Linked DNA regions of Homo sapiens: region 2 is linked to region 1. A link is a contact called in ENCODE Hi-C or POLR2A ChIA-PET data. All regions are on one chromosome and are shown on one strand. The core of a region is the stretch at or near the end of the contact, and the rest is flanking DNA. Distances in the headings are between cores, read along the strand shown.

Evidence for each region. A loop is a pair of places that touch in the nucleus more often than their neighbours do. ChIA-PET counts read pairs that join two places held with the same protein, here RNA polymerase II (POLR2A). Pooled maps may share reads with other maps.
Region 2: POLR2A ChIA-PET joins it to region 1 with 11 read pairs in activated CD8-positive, alpha-beta memory T cell. The contact joins the enhancer-like site here to the promoter of HDC in region 1. A Hi-C loop is called at or near these places in 1 of 168 maps with a recorded cell type or tissue (endothelial cell of hepatic sinusoid) and 3 of 50 pooled maps. POLR2A ChIA-PET finds 5 or more read pairs at or near these places in 4 of 52 experiments (Panc1, activated CD4-positive, alpha-beta T cell, activated CD8-positive, alpha-beta memory T cell and 1 more).

What each region holds. Positions count from the first base shown.
Region 1 is chr15:50,263,944-50,269,530 of GRCh38, reverse strand. It overlaps HDC (histidine decarboxylase), which reads left to right and starts at 3,805. Exons shown (of 12, transcript NM_002112.4): 1 at 3,805-3,938. The coding sequence starts at 3,908.
Region 2 is chr15:50,159,594-50,165,180 of GRCh38, reverse strand. It overlaps a transcript of ATP8B4 not described here. Among named protein-coding and RNA genes, the nearest start is that of SLC27A2, 20 kb to the left of the region's middle. Within about 2 kb of position 2,045, at least 2 of the 41 ENCODE cell types and tissues checked have a DNase peak (open chromatin) inside an H3K27ac peak, as active enhancers do.

The sequences.
Region 1 (5,587 bases), core at 2,556-5,055:
GGAGATAGCAACACTTGGAGAAAAAATAACGAACACTTTTTTATTTAAAGTGCCTAACTTGGCTGGGTGTGGTGGCTGACACCTGTAATCCCAACACTTTGGGAGGCTGAGATGGGTGGATCATTTGAGCCCAGGAGTTCAAGACCAACTTGGGTAACATGGCGAAACCCCATCTCTACAGAAAAACTCCAAGAAATAAAAAACAATAATCATCTGAGTGTGGTAGCACATGCCTGTCGTCCTTGCTACTCAGGAGGTGGGGGTGGCAGAATTACCAGGGCCTGGAAGTCAAGGCTGCAATGAGCTGTGATCGCATCACTATACTTCAGCCTGGTTGACGAGTGAGACCCTGTCTCAACAAATAAAAATAAAAATAAAAATAAAAATGCCTAACTTGGTGCTTGGCACTTTCTAAAATTGACACATAATATTTGTACCTGTTTATGGAGTATATGTGATATTTTGATACATGCATACAATGTGTGTAATGATCAAATCAGGATATTTAAGATATCCATCATCTCAAACATTTTTCTTTGTGTTCAGAACATTCCAAATCTAGCTATTTTGAAATATACAATAAATTATTAACTATAGTCATCCTAATGTGCTATTGAATATTATTGAATTCCATCTAATTATATGTTTGTACCAATTAACCAATCTCTACTTATTCCTCACCCCCAGCTCCCACCAACCCTTTCCAGTCTCTGGTAACTATCATTTTATTCTCTACCTCCATGAGATCAAATTTTTTACCTCCCATATCGTTGTCAATATTATTATTTTTCCCACCCTGGCTCCTAATGAAGGATTTATTGACAATATCACTGGAATCTAAATCCTCTAGGCCATTTTTTCACCAATGCCCTTATTTTCTTAGGGCTTTTTTTTTTCTTAAATCAACAGTTTTATTGAGATATAATTCCCATTCTATAAAATTTCCTCGTTTGAAGTGTACAGTTTAATAGCTTTTAGTATATCCACAGAAGTGTGCAACCATCACCATAATAAATTTTAAAACATTTTCAGCAGGGCGCAGTGGCTCACGCCTGTAATCCCAGCTACTCAGGAGGCTGAGGCAGGAGAATTGCTTGAACCCAGGAGGCAGAGGTTTCAGTGAGCCGAGATTGCACCACTGCAATCCAGCCTGGGCCACAGAGTGAGACTCCATCTCAAAACAAAACAAAACAAAGCAAAATAAAACGAAGCAAAATAAAACAAAACCAAAACCCAACAATTTTGAACATTTTCATCTTACCACCCTGCCAAAAATCCCTGTTCTCCTTAGCCATCAATCTTCAGCTCCCTACCCACTTCTAACCATGAATCTATTTTGTAGATTTGTCTATTCTCGATATTTCATATGAATGAAATAATATAATATATGGTTCCTTGTGACTAGTTTCTTTCACTTAGTATGTTTCCAAGTTCATCCATGTTTTGGTATGTATCAGTACTTCATTCCTTTTTATCATGGAATAATATTCTGTTGTATTGATATACTACGTTTCATTCATTCATCTGAACATTTGGATTATTTCCATTTTTGTCTATTATAATAATTCTGCTATGAACACCCATGTATACGTTTTTGTGTGGACATGATTTCATTTTCCTTGGATATACACCTAGCAGTAGAATTGTTGAGTCATAAAGAACTCTAGGTTTAGCTTTCTGGGGAGCTTCCAGATTATTTTCCAAAATGGCTGTGCCATTTTACATTCCCACCAGTAAAGTATGAGGGTTCTAATTTTTCCCTGTCTTCACCAATACTTGTTGTTATCTATCTTTTTTATTATAGTCATCATAGTCTGTATGAAGTGATTTCTCACTGTAGTTTTTTCAGTAGTAATTAAAAAATTTCCTACCTATTTTAGCCTAAAATTACTTTCCTGACTCTCTTCAAGGAGCCTGCCAGAGAATTCTCTCTCTCGTGCTGTCTCCCTTATGCCTGGGCATAAGCTCTGATAATGCCCTGTCTGGGAAAACTCTTTTGGCCTTCTCAATTTCTATTACATTGAGAGCCCAAGAACCCATGGTCAGTAACAGGCCAATGAGAAGCCTCCTGCATTAGTCTAGGTGAAGGATAATGGTGGCTTGGACCGGAATAGGGTGGTAGTCATGGAAATGGGGAGAATTTGACAGACTAGATTTATTTTGGAAATAGAACTGAATCTGAACAGATTGAATTGGGCAGGGAGCAGGGAAAGTGAAGGGGAAGGAAGACACCAGGTTTATGCCTTCAGCATTTGGGTGGATGAATGGATGGATGAAAGGATAGATGGATGCATGGATGGTGGTTGGATGGATGAGTGGTTGGATGAATGGACGGTCAAGGGGTGAATAGATGGGTGGATGGAAAATGGAGAGATGATGAACTGAGATGGGGAAGACTAGAAGTGGGGCATATTTTTGGGGAAAGACAGTTTTGCAATACGTTAAGTTTGAGGTGCCTCAGAGTCATAAGAGAGGATTTGTCAGAAAGGCAGTTGGATATAAGATTTTGAAGCTCAAAAGACAGGGAGGGCCTGATGGTATGTTTAAACCTATACGGATATCACATAGGTAACATTTCAAGCCTAAGAAATGGGCCGGGCGCAGTGGCTCACACCTGTAATCCCAGCACTTTGGGAGGCTGAGGCGGGTGGATCACTTGAGGTCAGGAGTTCGAGACAAACCCAGCCAACATGGTGAAACCCCATCTCTGCTAAAAACACAAAAATTAGTGGGGCATGGTGGCACATACCTGTAGGCCCAGCTACTCAGGAGGTTGAGGTGGGAGAATTGCTTGAACCCGGGAGGCAGAGGTTGCAGTGAGCCAAGATTGTGCCACTGCACTCCAGCCTGGGCGACAGAGCAAGACTCCGTCTAAACAAAACAAAACAAAAAAAGCCTTAGAAATGGGCAATGCCACCAAAGCAGAAAGATGAAAGGAGGGCAATGCCCTGAGGTGTGCCAGCATTGGAGGAAACAAACAGCCAGAGATGTAGGAGGAAAGCCCAGAGAAACTGTGAGCTGCAAGGATGAAGTAGTAACAAATAAAATGCCACCAAGAGAACCAGAAGGACGACTGGAAACAAATAAACAAGAAAGACTATTGCATTTAGCAACGTGAAAACGTTGGATTACTTTTTACTCAGAAATCAAACCCCAAGGATAGTGTTTCCCCTCCCTACAGGGGTTTCTGCAGGTCCCTTTACACGCCCCCCTTCTACTTCTTTAAGTGCTAAAAGTGATTAATTTGGGGTGATGTTTTAATTTCTATTCTTTTTGGCTTATAACTGTGTTTTTTCATTCTTTGCAACAACAGATAGTATGTTGTAATAGAAAAATCCATTGTGGTCAATGATAACTTCTGCCTGTTCCTGGGCACAGGGGGCATCACTATTAGTGCCTGTTCCTCCCTCCCTACTGCTGATAAGGAAACAGGGGCAGGAATAATACTAATAATTTGTGCTACTTTTTCTGCATACCCTTGGCCTTATTCTGGTCTACTGAGCTGGGAGCTTGTCTGAGGCTGGAGCTCTATTGTCTGAATCCAGGGGCAGAAAGAACTGAGGGCTCTTTTACGGCATCCACCTGGAGGCTGCCTGCAGGCTTGGGTTGCTAAGTGCACTGCTTAATTTAGAAGCGCCTTTTATCCTGGCTCTCTTGACCAGTCAAAGTTGTGGTCGCTGTTTTCTACAAGGACTGGGGAAAGAAAGGGTGGAATTAATTAAACCTGGAGGAAGGGACTTTGAAGGGCGGAGCTAAGGTCAAAGAAAGAACCCTTTAAATAAAGGGCCCACACTGGCTGCCAGGGAGTGCGCAGGACTGGCAAGAGGGAAGCCGGGCTGCTCCACGCCTTTCACGCCTTCCACCTCCTGCGTGTCCATCTGTGAGAAGGAGCCAGAGCCCAAGGGAGATGATGGAGCCTGAGGAGTACAGAGAGAGAGGTGAGCAACGGGCATCCCTGGCCCTCTTCCCTGCTGCTACTCCTGCAGGAACGGCTGCTGGTGGGTGGCCCTTAGATTCTGGGGTGACATTTGATGGGAGCATTAGAATTGCCTTCTGAGAGTTGGCACCAGCAACATTTTTTTTTCTGCGAAAGGAATGTGGGATCAGAGTGTAAAACTTTTCTCAACCACTCTTTCATTCTCCCTCTCATATACCCACTCTCACATATGTCCACACTACCGTGCCTTGCTTTTCCTCCCCACTTTCCCACAAAATTGAGGATTTGGATCCCTGAGCCACTAGATGGGAAAAGGGGATTGTTCATATTCTGAAATAGAAAAAAATTTTCTCAATATTCTGTAATCACTGCAAATCCTTTCTTTCTTAACATTCATTCCTTCATGTGTGAATCTATCAGCAGTGTTCTTTCATTTAGTCATTCATTTCATAAATATTTAGTAGGTGCCTACTCTGTATCAGGCAAAACCAAGTGGTTATCCAGTTCTCAGGCATGGATCTCCCTTAGCAGGAAAGTAGGTAGTTGCTTAAAAAAGAATCTTGAATGTCTATTTCTATAATGTTTTATATCCTCCTACTCACTAATTAGTGTGCGTTAGCTTATTCCATTGCTTTCCTAAGGCACTGTCAGCTGAGAGCAAGTTCCTGTGGATATTTATCTTCTGAGTGGAACACAAATACATTTAGCACTGTTCCTGGATCAGTGGAGGGTTAGGTCTAGAGCTCTCAGATCTCTGGTGGGGCCCTGCTGGAGAAGAACCAGGATGTGAGAGGGTTGAAGGGGAGCAGAAGGAAGATAGAATGGTGTGGAAATCTACCTTTGTCTCATAAGTTTTGTCTGGGGTTGGTTCTGTTCTTAAGAACTTTGCATAAGCTGATGCAGAGGGGAGAAACTGAGTCCCCTCTCCTAGGTAAAAGCAGCCCAGGGAGTACTAAGGAATGGATGTTGAGACAGACAAAGAGATATGTACACACACACACATGCACACACAGCAACAGAGGCACTGAAGACTGCAATCTGAAAGAATAAATAATTTGCAATAGTTTCAGAGTGTTCAACTTGACTTTTTTTTCCTTCCTTACTCATATGTTCATTCACTTGATACATTTTTTTTTAGCATCTAAAAAATATCCTAAGCACTGAGGTGTTGATGGAGGCAGCAGGAGGGAGAGAAAGTCATTAAGATTTGGTGCCACATTTCCCAGGCCAGGGCAGGGGGCTTGGTCTGGATCCATGGTTGTGCTTTAGGGATTCTGTGAGCCTCAGAAATTATACACAAAGTTCTGTGTATATGTAAGCCTACAGTTTTAATCAGATTCTTGAATTAAGTCCTCATATGAGTCCAAAAAAGATGAATAATAACTGATTCAATGGGGATGGTGAAAAAATAGATTTTTTTGTCCTTTATCGGAACTGGGCATGGAATCTTTCTATCTGTGCTAACAGATATAACTGGTGGGTGTGTGTGTAACAATTTTTGGATACAAAGAGCTATAGAGTTTCTATTGAACCTATAAAATAGTTAATAGATGTTCTGTTTCTGAGAAGGAAAGAAAGGTAGGAGAGACAATCAAAATTGAAGTGGATAAAGGAAGGGGAAAGAAAATGAAACGTTTCACTTTGGCGCTA
Region 2 (5,587 bases), core at 796-3,295, 100 kb after region 1:
CTACTTGAGAGGCTGAGGCAGGAGAATTGCTTGAACCTGGGAGACAGAGGTTTCAGTAAGCCAAGATCGTTCCGCTGGACTTCAGCATGGGTAACAGAGCGAGACTCCATCTCCCCAAAAAAAAAGAAAAAAAAAGGAAAGAGGTATTGAAGAGGGTAGGAAAGACACTCTTGAAACTCTTGAATTGCCTACACAACCCTTCCCAAATACCCTGGCAGAAGCCTTATGGCATGGAGAAAGAGTCTATGTGCTTGGGAGGAGAGCACAGTGATTGTAGGACTTTGCATTGGAACTCAGGACTGTCCTTTCACAATGGAAAGCAACATTTGACAGAATTCAGCTGCTGCCCATGAAGAGAGTGTTAAGACCAGCCATAGCCAGAGGTGAATCTCCCATCTCAATGGTCAGAGTCTGAGTTCTGGAAGCCCGTCACCATGGGCTAAAGTGATGTAGAGTCCTAAATAAACTTGAAAGGTCATCTAGACCACAGGGACTGCAATTCCTGGACAAGTCCTGGTACTGTCCTGGGCTTAGAGCCAGTGGACTTTGGGTACACATGACCTGGTGAGACACCAGCTGGAGCAGCCAAGGGAGTACTTGCTTCATCCCTCCCTCAACCCCAGGCAGTACAGTAGAGAGATTGTTTGAGGAGAGAAGAGGGGAGAGTAAAGAAGACTTCATCTTACCAGCTCAGCCACAGTGAAATAAGACACAGGCAGGGACCTGAGGTCCCCATTCTAGGCCCTAGCTCCCAGATGACACTTCTAGACATGCTCTGGGCCAGAAGAGAATTGATACCTTGAAGGGAAAAATCTCATCTTGGCAGGATTCATCACCTGAGACTAAAGAGCCCTAGGTCCCTGAATAAACAGCAGTGGTAGCCAGACGGTATTTGCTGTGGGCCTTGGGTGAGACTCAGAAATATGTTGGCTTCAGGTGTAACCCAACACATTCCCCTGTGGTGGCTACAGAGAGAGACTCATTCTGTTTGAGGGAAAAAATGTGATGAGTAAAGGGAGCTTTGTCTTGTAGCTTGAGTACCAGCTCAGCCACAGTGGGGATAGAGCGCCAAGCAGGCTCCTGGGGTCCCTGACTCCAGGCATTGGCTCCTGAACAACATTCTTGGACCTGCCCTGGGCCACAGGGGAGCCCACTGCCCAGAAGAGAGACTCAGGCCTGGCAGCATTCACCACAAGCTGACTGAGGAGCCCTTGGACCTTGAGAGAACACTGGAAGTAGCCAGGCAGTACTTTCCATGAGCCTGAGACAGTGGTGGCCATGGGGAGAGACTCTTCTGCTTAAGAAAAGGGGAAGGAAGAAGGGGAAGGACTTTGTCTTGCAGCTTGGGTGCCAGCTCAACCATGGTAGAATAGAGTACCAAGTAGATTTCTAAGGTTCCTGACTTTAGGTCCTGGTTCCTGAACAGCATCTTGACCCACTGAGGGCTAGGGGGATCTTGTAGCCCTGAAAGGAAAGATACAAGCAAGGCTGGATTCACCATCTGCTGATTGTAGAGCCCTTCAGCCTTCAGTAAACATAAGCAATAGCCAGGCAGTTGTCACCATAGGCCTTGGGTGACACCCAGTGCTGTGCTGGCTTTGGGACCAACCCAGTTCAGTCTCTGTGGTGGTGGCCACTGGGGTGCTTGTGTCACCTTTCACTCAGCTACAGGCAACTCAGCTGAGTGAGACAAACTCCATTTGTTTGGGGAAAAGTAAAGAAATAGAACAAGTGTATCTGCCTGGTAATCTAGGGGATCTCCTAAATCTTACCAAGACCACCAAGGCAGTATCTGTATGAGTCTGCAAGAGTCACAACGTTACTGGGCTTGGGGTGCCCCCAATGCAGATATAGCTGCAGTTACCAAAGACTTAGATCACAATACCCAAGTGCCTTGGAATACTTGGAAAGCCTTCCCAAGAAGGACAGGTACAAACAAATCCAGGCCATGAAGACTACAATAAATACCTAACTCTTCAATGCCTAGTCACTGACAAACTCCACAAGCATCTGAAACATCCAGAAAAATGACCACATCAAATGAACTTAATAAGGCACTAGTGACCGACCCTGGAGAGATGGAGATATGTGACCTTTCAGACAGAAAAGACAAAATAACTGTTTTGAGAAACCTTAATGGAATTCAAGATAACACAGGGAAGGAATTCAGAATCCTATCAGATAAATTTTAACAAAGAGATTGAAATGATTAAAAAGAAGCAGAAATTTTGAATCTGAAAAATGCAATTGACATACTGAAGAATACATCAGAGTCTCTTAACAGCAGACTTGATCAAGCAGAATAAAGAATTAGTTAGCTTGAAGGCAGGCAATTTGAAAATACACAGAGGAAACAAGAAAAAAAACAAAAAAGAGGCCGGGCGCGGTGGCTCACGCCTGTAATTCCAGCACTTTGGGAAGCAGAGGCGGGTGGATCATGAGGTCAGGAGATCGAGACCATCCTGGCTAACACAGTGAAACCCCGCCTCTACTAAAAATACAAAAAATTAGCCGGGCGTGGTGGCGGGCGCCTGTAGTCCCAGCTACTTGGGAGGCTGAGGCAGGAGAATGGCGTGAACCTGGGAGGCGGAGCTTGCAGTGAGCTGAGATCGCGCCACTGCACTCCAGCCTGGGCGACAGAGCGAGACTCCATCTAAAAAAGAAAAAAACAAAAAAGAATAAAACTTGCCTATAAGATATAGAAAATAGCCTCAAAAGGGCAAATCTAAGAGTCATTGGTCTCAAAGAGGAGATAGAGAGATTGTACTGGAATGTTTATTCAAGGGAGAAATAACAGAAAAATTTCCGTATTTGGGGAAATATATTAATAAAGTATAAGTAGATATTAATAAAGTATATATATAAATAAAGATATTAATAAAGTATAAGAAGGTTATAGAACACCAAGCAGATTTAACTCAGAGAAGACTACCTCAAGGCATGTAATAATCAGACTTCAAAGGTCAAGGATAAAGAAAGGATCCTAAAAGCAGCAAGAGAAAAGAAGCATACAAGAAAAGTAACATACAAGAAAGCTCCAATACATCTGGTAGCAGACTTTTCAGTGGAAACTTTATAGGCCAGGAGAAAGTGGCATGACATATTTAAAGTGCTGAAGGTAAAAAAAATTTTTATCCTAGAATAGTATATCCAGTGAAAATATCCTTCAAGCATAAAAAAGAAAGACTTCAAGACAAACTAATGCTGAGAGACTTCATCAACCCAAGACCTGTCCTCCAAGAAATGCTAAAAGGAGTTCTTCAATCTGAAAGAAAAGAACATTAATGAGATTAAAAAATGATTAAGAAATCATCTGACGGTACAAAACTCACTGATAATAGTAGGTACAGAGAAAAACACAGAATATTACAACACTATAATTGTGGTGTGAAAACTCATATCTTGCATAAAAATACTGAAAGATGAACCTATCAAAGATAGTAACTACAAGAAGATTTCAAAACATAGCACAATAAGATATAAATAGAAAAAACAAAAAGGTAAAAAGTGGGGGATATAGTTAAAGTGGAGAGTTTTTATTAATTTTCTCTTTGCTTGTTTGTTTATGCAATCTGTGTTGTTAGCAGTTTAAACTAATGGCTTATGACATATTATTTACAAGCCTCATGGTAACTTCAAATAAAAAAACTTACAACAGATACATAAAAATAAAAAGTAAGAGATAAAATATACAGTTAGAGAAAATCACCTTCACTAAAAGGAAGACAAGAAGGAAGGAAGAAGAGAAGATCACAAAACAACCAGAAAACAACAAAATGGAAGAAGTAAATCCTTACCTATTAATAATAACATTGAATATAAATGGACTAAACTCTCCAATGAAAAGACATACAGTGGCTGAATGGATAAAAAAGCAAGACCCAATGATCTATTGCTTACAAGAAACACACTTCACTTATAAAGACACAATACATAGAAAATAAAGGGATAGAAAAAGATACTCCATGCCAATGGAAACCAAAAAGAGGAGGAGTAACTATACTTATATTGGACAAAATAGATTTCAGGACAAAAACTGGAAGAGACAAAGAAGGTCACTATATAAAGATAAAGGGATCAATTCAGAAAGAGGATATAACAATTTTAAGTATATATGCACCCACCACTGGAGTACCCAGATACATAAAGTGAATGTTATTAGAGCTAAAGAGAGAGATAGACCCCAATACAATCATAGTTGGAGACTTCAACACCATGTTTTCAGCATTGGACAGTTAATCCAGACAGAAAAATCACTAAAGAAACATGAAACTTATTCTGCACCATAAACCAAATGAACTTGACAGATATTTATAGAAAATTTCATATGGCTACAGAATATACAGTCCTTCTCCTTAGCACATGGATCATTCTCAAAATGAACCATATCTTAAGCCACAAACAAGTCTTAAAACTTTCAAAAAATTGGAAATCATATCAAATATTTTCTCTGACCACAACAGAATAAAAAAGAAATCAGTAACAAGAGGAATTTTGGTAACTATACAAACATTTGGAAATTAAACTATATGCTCCTGAATGACCAGTGACTCAATGAAAAAATAAGAAGGAAATTGAAAAATTTCTTGAAACAAATAATGGAAACACAACATACCAAAACCTGTGGGATACAGTGAAAGCAGCACCGAGAAGCAAGTTTATAGCAGTATCTACATTAAAAAAAGTAGAAAAACGTCAGATAAACAACTTAACGATACACCTTAAAGAAATAGAAAAGCAAGAGCAAACTAAACCCAAAATTTGTAGGAGAAAAGAAATAATAAAGATCAGACCAAAAATAAATGAAATTGAAATTAAAAAAATTACAAAAGATCAATGAAATGAAATTTTTTCGAAAAGATAAAATTCACAAATCTTTAGCCAGACTAAGAAAAATAAAAAAAGACGACCAAACAAAATCAGAGATGAAAAAGAAGACATTTCAACCAATACTGCAGAAATGGAAAGGATCATTATTGGTTACTATGAGCAGCTATATGCCAATAAATTGGAAAACCTAGAAGAAATGGATAGATTCCTAGACATATACAACCTACCAAGATTTAACCATGCAGAAATCCAAAACCTGAACAGACCAATAACAAGCAATGAGATTGAAGACATAATAAAAAGTCTCCCAGCAAAAAAAAAAAAAAAAAAAAAAAGCCAGGACCTGATGCTGAATTTTATCAAATATTTAAAGAAGAACCAATATCAATCCGACTCAAACTATTCCAAAAAATAGAGGAGAAGGGAATACTTTTTAACTCATTCTAGGAGGCCAGTAATCATCAACAGAATTTTAGCAAATTAAATTCAACAACACATTAAAAAGATCATTCATCATGACCAAGTGGGATTTATTCCAGGGATGCAAAGATGGTTCAACATACACAAATCAATCAATGTGGTACATCGTATCAATAGAATGAAGAACAAAAGCCGTATAATTTTTTCAGTTGATGGTGAAAAAGCATTTGAGAAAATTCAACATCCCTCAAAAACTGGGTAGAAGGAACAGACCTCAGCATAATAAAAGCCATATATGACAGACCCACATACTGACACATAACTGAGTGGGGAAAAA